Linked DNA regions of Homo sapiens: region 1 is linked to region 2. A link is a loop called in an ENCODE intact Hi-C map of the cell type or tissue named here. Cell type or tissue: heart left ventricle. All regions are shown on one strand. Links, peaks and the distances in the headings refer to the core of each region. The heading gives the core; the rest is flanking DNA.

Region 1 (5,378 bases), core at 208-5,207, 81 kb after region 2:
TATAAGTTACCTAGAGTAGACAAATTTATAGAGACCACTGGGTACAATGGCTCACACCTGTAATCCCAGTACTTTGGGAGGCTGAGGCAGGAGGATGACCTGAGGTCAAGAGTTCGAGACCAACCTGGCTAACATGGTGACATCTCTACTAAAACTACAAAAATTAGCCGGGTGTGGTGGTGGGCACCTGTAATCCCAGCTACTTGGGAGGCTGAGACTGGAGAATCGCTTGAACCCGGGAGGCGGAGGTTGTGGTGAGCTGAGATCGCACCATTGTACTCCAGCCTGGGTGACAAGAGTGAAATTCTGTCTCAAAAAAAATTCATAGAGACTGAAAGTAGGTTGGTGGTTCCCAGAGGCTTATGGGGAGAGGTGAATGAAGAATTACTGTTTAATGGATACAGACTTTCAGCTGGGGAAGACAAAAAAACTTTGGAGTTAGATGGTGGTGATGGTTGCCCAGCATGTAAATGTACTGAATGCCACAAAACTGTACATTTAAAAATACAAACATGATACATTGTATGGCATGTATATTTTACCACAATAGGCAAAACAGCTGTTAAATAAATTAATGTTGTATAGGACTGCGGCCTCCAGCTGCTCCCTTGCCCCTCATTTCATACCTCTTGGAGACCGGTGGCACAATTCCAGGAACGGGCTATTATCGTAAAAGAAACTGAATTAAACTTATCTGAAATCCTGACCTCCATCCTTGAATCCACAAATATTCATTAAGCTCCAGCTCTGAGCTAGGCCTGGCCAAGGGCCACAGCTCAGGTGTAAGGGAGGAGGCGAGGATGCAGAGGTCTAATACCCAGACTCAGGCTTCAGAGGCCTTCGAACTCTCATCAGATTGAGGAATGTGCCATAACAACACAGGTGACACAGGACAAGCATCTCCCCATCAGTGGTAAAAGAAAGCAAGCCCTGTGGGCCTCCACTCCTTCCTCAGGAAGACATTGACCTCAAAAGAGGGTGGACGTGCCCACTGCCTTCACTTCCCGGAGGCCCGGGAGAGACCGTACCCGTGACCATCTGACCACATGCGCAACCATGGGGCCAATCAGATTCTCTGAGAATTTCAGCAGAGCATCCCAGAGGAGGAGGGTCAGGGGTGACCTGGAAATGGAAAATCACATAGACTCAGGCTGGGGCGAGCTGGTTCTCTTGAAGGAACCAGCAATGAGGATGCCACAGAGAGGGTAAGTCTTCCTGGGGAATCTGCAGCACGAAACAGACACTCAGAAAGGGGACAAGAGACACACAGGCAGGTGCTAGGGAGAGGCTGTTCCTCTCCAGCTTCCAGCCCCAGGTACGGTCCTTCCCCAGGCCTGTGCATTCCTGCCCTCCATGTCTCCAAGTGTCTCCTGTGCCCTCCCTACAGGCTCCCCTTAGAGCAGGCTGCAGGAGTGGAGGCACAGTCTGGGTCCCCTGGAAGGTGCCTCTGAGAGCATTAGGCTGCTCCATGTTGACCAAAGACTGCCCTTGGGATAGATACCTATGGAAAGGAGGGGAAGGAGGCAGGAGTGGGCGGAGAGAGCAGCTGAGCTGGGACCAGGGCCACAGCCTTGGCCAACCCATGTGTGTTAATCTGCTAGGCTGCAATAACAAAGGACCACAACCTGAGGGGCTTCACACAGAAATTTATTTCCTCACAATTCTGGAGGCTGGAAGTCTGAGATCAGGTGTTGACTGGGCTGGTTTCTTCTTTTCTTTCTTTCTTTTTTTTTTTTTTTTGAGACAGAGTCTCACTCTGTTGCCCAGGCTGTAGTGCAGTGGTGTGATCTCAGCTCACTGCAGCCTCTGCCTCCCGGGTCCAAGCGATTCTTGTGCCTTAGCCTCCTGAGTAGCTGGAATTACAGGCGAGTGCCACCAGGCCTGGCTAATTTTTGTATTTTTAGCAGAGACAGGGTTTCACCACGTTGGCCAGGCTGGTGTTGAACTCCTGACCTCAAGTGATCCATCTGCCTGCCTCAGCCTCCCAAAGTGCTGAGATTACAGGAGTGAGTCACCACACCCAGCTGGACTGGTTTCTTCTGAGGCCTCTCTCCTTGGCTTGTAGACAACTGTCTTCTCACTGTGTCTCCCTCTGGCCTTCCCTCCATGTGTCTGCATCTTAATTTCCTCTTCTTTTTTATTTTTATTTTTTGAGACGGAGTTTCACTCTTGTTGCCCAGGCTGGAGTGCAATGGTGCCATCTCAGCTCACCACAACCTCCTGGGTTCAAGCAATTCTCCTGCCTCAGCCTCCCGAGTAGCTGGGATTACAGGCATGTGCCACCACGCCCGGCTAATTTGTATTTTTAGTAGAGACGGGGTTTCTCCACGTTGGCCAGGCTGGTCTCAAACTCCCGACCTCAGGTGATCCCCCCTGCCTTGGCCTTCCAAAGTGCTGGGATTACAAGTGTGAGCCACTGCACCAGGCCGATTTCCTCTTTTTATAAGACACCTATCATATTGGATTATGGCCCAACCCAATGACCTCATGTTACCTTAATTAACCTTTAAAGGCCTTGTCTCTGAATAGAGTCTTATTTTGAGGTTCTGGGGTTTAAACTTCCACCTATCAGTTGTGGAGTTGGAGGGGCCAGGAGAGAGCACAGCTGAACTCTGACAGCATGGGAAGCTCTGGAGTCAGAACGGCCCTTCAAAATCATCCCAGTCAGGCCAAAAAGGTCAGGTCTGTAAGGATCAGTCATTGGATATGGAACTTTCTGGGAAGAGCATGACCTTGGGCGAGGCCACACTCTGCAGCTGAGTCGGTCCCTAAGGGATCTGAGAGCTGAAGGCTGTCTGTGGTCAGCTCCCCCAGCAGCTGGGGCATCGGATCCTGCATCAAAGAGGGCGTTACTTTCAGGATCCAGAGGGCGGTACTTTCAGGATCCACCACCAGGTGGGTTCTGTGTCCTGCAGCTGAACGAACTTGAAGGCGGGGCTGTCCTGGGGGTGAAGTGAAACAATGATTGGCAGCTCCCTGAGGGTGGGACTGTGTGTTGGTCACCGTATCCTCCACCCATGACAGACACTTCATCCATCTCCACCCTGTTGCAGCCTTTCTTCCAGAAAAGGAGATGTCTGCTGGGTGGGGTCTAAGACAACTCGTGATCTGGTGACAATAGGGATGGATGTGACTGGTGCTGTCACACACCCCCGCCCACTCACATAACAAAGTGAGCTGAGGTTGCTTTCTTGCATAATGAAGGAAAACCCAAGAGAACTGCAGAGAGGGGCGGGGAATAAACCAGGGCTGGCAGCTGCTGGCCCCCAGACTCCTTGTTAAGTGAAAAGAATAAAGCCCTTTTTATTTAACACACTGTGTAGTGGGTTGAATGGTGGGCGTGTCGTGTCCCCTCGGCCCCGCCCCTGCAACAGAAAGTCCTTCCCCTGAGACTTGCAAATGTGACCTTTTTTGGAAAAAGAGTCTTTGTAAATGTAGTTAAGTAAAGGAGATAAAAATAATCCTGGGTTAGAGTGGTCCCTGAGTCCAATGACTCAATAAGCGTTCTTATAGAGACTTGTCCTCTGGAAGAAGAGCAGAAAGACACAGAGGAAAGGTAATGTGAAGATAGAGGTGGATATGGAAATGACTCACCTAGAAGCCAAAGAATTCCAAGAATTGGCCAGGCACGGTGGCTCATGCCTGTAATCCCAGCACTTTGGGAGGCTGAGGTAGGCGCATCACCTGAGGTCAGGAGTTTGAGACCAGCCTGACCAACATGGAGAAACCCCATCTCTACTAAAAATACAAAATTAGCCACATGTGGTGGCGCATGCCTGTAATCCCAGCTACTCAGGAGGCTGAGTCAGGAGAATTGTTTGAACCTGGGAGGTAGAGGTTGTGGTGAGCTGAGATCCCGCCATTGCCCTCCAGCCTGGGTAACAAGAGCGAAACTCTGTCTCAAAAAAAAAAAAAGGAATTCCAATAATTGCCAGCAGCCTCCAAAATCTAGGAGATGGGCATGAAGCAATTCTCCCTCAGAGCCTCCAGAAGGAACCAACCCTGCTGACGCCTTCATTTCAAACTTCTGGCCTCTGGAAGTGTGAGGGAATAAATTTCTGTTGTTTTAAGTCACCAAGTTTGTGGTACCTTGTCAAGACAGCCACAGAAAAGTATTACATGCTGTATTGTTAGGTTATTTTCTGTTTGCAACCCAAATCCTAATTGTTGTAACTTAGCAGCACCCGACATACAATAAAATTAAATGAATGAATGGTCCGGGCACAGGGGCTCATTCCTGTAATCTCAGCACTTTGGGAGGCCGAGGCAGGCGGATCACTTGAGGCCAGAAGTTTAAGATCAGCCTGGGCAGACTGAGCGCAGTGGCTCTTGCCTATAATCCCAGCACTTTGGGAGGCCGAGGCCAGTGGATCACCTGAGGTCAGGAGTTCAAAACCAGCCTGGGCAACATGGTGAAACTATGTCTCTATTAAAAATACAAAAATTAGCTAGGCATGGTGGCACACACTTGTAATCCCAGCTATCCAGAGGCTGAGGCAGGAGAATCACTTGAACCTGGGAGGCAGAGATTGCAGTGAGCTGAGACTGCACCACTGCACTCCAGCCTGGGGAACAGAGTGAGACTCAGTCTCAAAAAAAAAAAAGAACAAATGTACTTATTTGTATGTGCCTGATAGGACATACTTAAATGTGCATACTTTTATTTGCTTTCTTAGTGGGATAGTAGAAAAGACTTTGGAGAGCATTCCCCTGCACTGAGCAGGCTGATGTGCTCACACAGCTGTGGAGGAGGGTGATCTAGACAGGAGGGATGACACGGGCAAAGATATGAAATTGGGAGGGTGCAAAGCATGTTGAAGGTTTGAGGGTTCAGGGGGCCGTATGTAGATCAGCCTGGTGGTATAGGGTGCATCTGGGAGGCAGAGGGAGGCCAAGCAGGAAAGGCAGCCTGGGGCCAGTGTGGAAGTCACCAAAGCCATTCCAGACGTGGCACTGGCCTTTCCCTGAAGGTAATGGGCTGTCATCGCAGGTTTTTCACCCAGGAGCAACATGATAGAAATGGTGCTTTAGAAAAATGAGTCTGGTCTCATTAGCATTGATTCTAGTCCTGCTGAGACAACAAGGCATAGATAAATGGTCCACATCCATCCTTAAAAGTGCACAGCAATTGTCCAAATGAACCACACTCTACACTGGCTGAGCTTTCAATTACAAAATGCCATCAGTTACAATGACACAATGGGGCATTACAGTAATCCGTCACTGAAATCATATAAAGCTGCCAACTCTGTGTTCTGCCACCAAGATCTTGGCCCTTTGAGCCTGCCTCTCCCGCCAGCCAACTCCGCCTTTAGGCAAGGATTCCCAGTATCCCCCTGGGTAATTCCAGACCTAGAGTCACTTCTCTCACACTCTGG
Region 2 (5,378 bases), core at 247-5,246:
GATTGGAGAGGCACAGGCAGGCTGGACAGGCAGGCAGGGCACAGGTTTGCTGGGCACCAAAGGCCAGAGGCAAGTTAATATCTCCCCTCCCACTGCCCTTCGCTGCCTGAAGCTTTTGCACTCGGCTCACCATAGTGTGACCAGGTGCCTCTGTTCACATGCGCCTTTTTGGAAGCTGTGGGGAGGAATGCCCTTCCTTGACTCAGTTATGTGCATGGCTGGAGGCAGGGCTACAAAAATAGACTGAAGGCAAGACTTTCCACTCTTCCATTTCCCCAAAAGTAGTTTCTTCTTGGACACAAACTGCCATCTTCTCTAAATTCCCAAATTGAGTAACCACTTGGAAGGCTTTCTTGTTTTTTTTTTTTTTCTTTTTTTTTTTCAAATGATTTTTCCAGCTGTAATTTTTCTTCAGTATGGAATTTTGCTCTTTCTGCCTTGAACTTCATTATAAATCCAAGTTTAAAATCAGAACTATTATAAATAGCCTTTGTGTACAGCAAGCGTTTGGGCATGCCATGTTTTAACCTTGAAGTAGCCTCCCATTTAGGTGGCTCTATAATTCCTCAGCTTGTCCGTTTATCCTCTGCCCCCCCAAATTGGAGGTAATATTAGAAAGGCCATGTGCGGGCACACCTTCAGATGAAAGGAGTTGATATATTTAAGCGCATGTTTAAGGTCAGAGAGAAGGAATGTTCAAAAGCATAGAAAGGTATTCGGATAGTTTCTTGGATATTTAATACCTTTGGCAACACCTTATTTTCTTGAATTAGGGTCTTGTGGGTCTAGAAATGGCTTCCAAAACTATTTAGTCAATTTCCTCTTGGGGAGCGGTGGTAGAAAGGGGCAATCCTTCCTCTTACAGCTCAGGCCAACTTTCTATTTTGTACAGAGGTGAGGATATTAGTCATGATATGAAGGAGAATCCACGACATTTTGATAATTCTGGCATATGTACATCCGAAAATTGCAAATTTAATTTTTCTTAGCATACCAGAGAGACGAGTCTTCAAGGAAATGGGTCTGACTCTTGAGCTTTGTTTGGTGTTGCTTTGGCCAAATGATTTGGTGAGTCACTTGTTATGGCTTTCCCTCGGGGTTCAGTGTTGTTTTTCACTGTGCCCTTAAAACCAACTTCTAGGCCACTTAGGTGTCTTGACCAGACTTTCTGGGGCCATATTAATTCCAACCTCAGAAATTTTGTTCCTGCTTAGATATCCCCAGGTTTTCTCTCCCCTACATCTATCCTTCTACACAATCCAGATTTCAAGGTCCCTTACAGATCTCAGGTCGGTCAAGCCATCCTTGACTTGTGAAAAACCCTGCGATTTCTCCCATCTTTGAATGCCTTTTGGGATCATCATCAATATCTAATCTTTGCACTTGATCTCTAAGAATCATCTACATTGTTTAAATTTTTCTTAAGGGAAAAGGCTATGTCTTACGCTTTTTCTATATTTTCCAAAACACCTGCCCCATGTTGGGCATGCCCCAATCAATACTGGATTGATAAATGATTGAGAAGTCTTCACTAGGCCTACAGTTCATGCATCTATAAACATGGAGCTTCCCTTTATCTTTGTAGGGTTTGACCAGAATTTGCCCCCAGCCTTACCCGATTACAGGAAAAATAGTGTTCAAAGTAGGAAGCTAGTTCTGTGAATCCACATTTCCTTTGTTGGGCAATGATCTAGCTGCATGTGGCATAACATTTGCTGACACACAGTGTACTCACTCTTTTTTTTTTTTTTGGTCAGAAAAAGACTATTTCCATTCAAGTCACAAGTGGTGAAGGGTGGTGTGGTTTCTCTGTGACCTTAGGCGAGTCATTTCACCACCTTCAGCTGCAGTTTCCTCTTCTACAATTTTCCACCTCTAAGGTTGGCAGTTCTATGGTTTGGGGGCTGCTCAATGCTTCTAAGATCTCATCTAACAGATTTGTTTGCATGACAATGGGAAGGATTCTAAGGTTCAACTTCATTCTCCGCTCTGGATCTAATGTGGATGGATGGGGCCAGCAATGCTAGTAATTATTGGCTGGGACCTTCTCTCTGTATTAACCAGAGCTCCTTATATCATTCTAGCTAGCAGCTCAGAGCCTACCTTGAGGATGGCGGCATTAATCTGTCTGCTTAGGGACATCTAGACATTCTGCTAATCGTTCTTGCTACCACTATGGATATCCCTGATAGTGCAGAATCTTCTGCCTGTGGTTCTGTAAATGGGCCAAGTTAATTCTTCTGTTAGAGCCTTTGGAAAATTCAAGACAGGTACCAGTGACTAATAAAGTGACTAATAAAGGCTATATTAAATGCCCTTTCTCTTTCTTTTTTGTGGTTGATGCAACAACAAGATTGTCTAGTCTTGTTAGCCATAATTTTATAAGTTGTTGGCTTTGGTGATATATTTCTGCTTTATCATTTTAGGTGTCACATCTTGAGGACAGATGTCTTGTGTAAGACATGGGCTGATTTTCACTCGACAAAAATTGGCCCTTGTGTTAGAGGGAGAATAGAGGAAACCACTCTATTATTAGACTTTGAAATGAATGTTTATGGCCCTATAAAGTGACTAGCTAGTCTGCTGTCTGCCATGATTGAAGAGAGATCTAAAGCTAGGTCTAATTAAGAAATATCTATTATCTGATTGCTGTTGTGTTTAATAAGCTATTTAAAACAGAGAAATTATTTTGTGGAATTTAAAAAAGTGAGTTGATTGGATGCATCGGATTTGGACTTCTAAAGGATTTGCAGCATTTTTTCCTAAAAAGGCATTGTTCAGTGGGAAGTGACAGTGGGATTATTGCTCCTTGTTAAGTAAATTCAGCATGTGATTTATGTGCTTATATTTCCATGCACATTCAAGGAACCAATTCTCCTTTGAAATTTCCAAAATAGTGATGCCAAAAGAAAAAAAAAGAAGAAAGCGAGGAAGGAAAATCAGAGTTTCAGAAGAAAGTAAGCTGTTTGGATTAGAACTGAAACCACATGGGGTCCAGAAATCTTGTAATATTCTGCCCATTAAAAGTTCTTCTGCAAATAAATGTGCACATGCAAAAGTGGGGGTCGGAAAGCCATCCATTTGGATTCAGCAGCATGTCAGCCTAATTATACTAGACAATGCTGAGCTCAGTAATTCCACTTTTGATCCATTGCTGTGTGAAGTTCATTATTATCTGTTTCGAATTATTGTTCATTTCAAGAGCCGTACAATGAAAAAGCATGTCAAGACTGTGAAAGAGCCCTTGGCCTTCCCCGAAAGCTTTGTGAAACATTTCTTTGGAAACATTTCTGCTGAGATGGTGCATTGGCCGTGAGTGGGTGTAGGGGATGGGCGTCTGTGCTTCCCCTTTTCACATTTGTTTACCTTAAATACATCTCCATGGAAACAAGACCTGCTTCTGAGTTGACTTGAGGGTTGTCTGTAAGAGGAATGAATAGCAAAATATAGATAGCTAAAATTCTCATATAATCCAAAAAGGATCAGCCAAAGTGAGGGACACTAAGTGTCATTGAGCCCTCTTCAAGACTGATGATTTTAAATAAGGTTTCTCATGTAACGCTGAGAGGTAGACGGTATTGTCTCTGTTTTACAGATGAAGACCTTTAACTTCTAAATGTTTACTCAAATAGGAAGCGACAAACCCAGATTTGAACCCAGAACTGTCTGATTCTGATGCCCACGCTCTTTCTATAAAACCACATTGCCAGTCGTTTCACCCTTTCCTCCCACCTGCCCCAAGCATTTTCCAGAATTGTATAAAAATGGGCTACCCTTGATGTTTCCGTCTTTTGGGTGATTAAGTGCTTGGGAGGGAAAAGGTACTATGAAGAAAGAAAAACAAGCAGTCTGCATCATCTAAATGTGAAATCACCAACAGCAGCATAAACAATTGTCCCCTGTACTTCCGGAATCCCAGGCCAGGCCAGAAAAACCTCAATTTGCTAACAAAGCCTCAAGTAGGAAGGCCTCCATTTACCTAATTGTTGTCTTTGCTGCACTTTGAGGAGAAAACAAGACAGTGGACTGGAAAGAGCCCCAGAGATATGAGTTCAAATCTTGACCCCACCACTTATGACTTGCGGGACCCCCAGCCTCAAATGGGTAACTTCTCTGAGCCTCCAGTGTCAACAGGGTCTCTTGATGAGGCAGGATCTGGCCCAGGGTTTCCTGGTGGCCCATGGCAATAGGCAATACCCTTTACATATTGACTTAAGTCCACAATCTCTGTCTCAGATATATTAAAAATTTAGTTTGCAGACAGAGTCAACAAGGGTTGGGAAAGAACTCACACTGAGGAAATGGTCCTGTGTGGGGAGGTGGGCTCCAAAGCCAGGCCTGAGTGTTCAGGAGGCAGAATGGCCCTGGTACTATAATGTGGCTGGTACTGGATCTCAGCCTTACCCAGAATTTAAACAGGTTTGCCATAAATGCCATTGCACTAGAATTCTGGAACTGGTTGTGGGACCCCCTCACATCGACTGCAACTGATTGTAACATGAAAAGAGCACTTTCCTCTTTTTTTTTTTTTTTTGAGACAGGGTCTCACTCTGTCACCCAGGCTGGAGCTCAATGGCATCATCTTGGCTCACTGAAGCCTCAGCCACCAGGGTCCAATTGGTTTTCCTGCCTCAGCCTCCCAAGTAGCTGGGATTACAGGCGTCTGCCACCACACCTGGCTAATTTTTGTATATTTAGTAGAGACGGGGTTTCACCATGTTGGCCAGGCTGTTCTCGAACTCCTGACCTCATGCGATCTTCCCTCTTTGGCCTCCCAAAGTGCTGGGATTATAGGCATGAGCCACCACACCAGGCCTGCATTTTCCTCTTTATTTCACAGGTGACAAGATATCTAGCTTTGAGGTTCAGCTCTGATGGTACCCAAGAAATGGAGACAGCTGGAACCCTGAGTGACCCCTTCAATAGAACATTGAGGACTTGAAGCCAAAAATCCTAGCTCTGTGATCCATAGCTATAAGTGGACAACCAAGTAGGATCCGTGTTTAGGTGGTCCTGAGTTTTCTCATATGAAGGTATGATCCACTAAATATTGAACTTTCTCTGATCAAGGAAGTAGGGCTTTGGAGCCACTGAAATTTGTGTGGAGATAATAGTGAGAGTAGACCACACACATTGGAGAAGTTACCTTTTAGGTTATTGAAAAGATCAAGAGCAGTGCTGGCACAGAGTAGGACTTCAATAAATGTGAATTACCTTGATGTGTTTGGAGTACAAGCCCAAGTCGGCAAAAAATGTCCTGGATGCTGGACAAAAACCTCCATGGTGGCCCAGATCTCAAGGGGCATTAAGCCAAAGAGATCAGCTATCAGGGCGCAGTGCGAAAGAAACATTGACTCAGGAAGAGGAGACAAGGTGTC

The links. Peaks named below come from ENCODE experiments on the same cell type or tissue, not always from the same donor. Only the 100,000 strongest peaks of a DNase experiment are listed, where the experiment ranks them.
Region 1: a loop joins it to region 2, with 2.0 times the contacts of the local background. A loop is called at or near these places in 15 of 110 quality-filtered maps.

What each region holds. Positions count from the first base shown.
Region 1 is chr4:25,991,418-25,996,795 of GRCh38, reverse strand. No RefSeq gene overlaps it. Among named protein-coding and RNA genes, the nearest start is that of LINC02357, 77 kb to the left of the region's middle. RefSeq lists a silencer at 2,896-2,955 and an enhancer at 3,374-3,897. In heart left ventricle, for the core only: no CTCF peak of the experiment used is centred there; a DNase peak (open chromatin) is centred at 2,820.
Region 2 is chr4:26,072,775-26,078,152 of GRCh38, reverse strand. All of the region lies in intron 1 of LINC02357 (long intergenic non-protein coding RNA 2357), which reads right to left. Among named protein-coding and RNA genes, the nearest start is that of LINC02357, 4.7 kb to the right of the region's middle. RefSeq lists an enhancer at 3,142-3,221. In heart left ventricle, for the core only: no CTCF peak of the experiment used is centred there; no DNase peak of the experiment used is centred there; H3K27ac peaks cover 1,812 bases.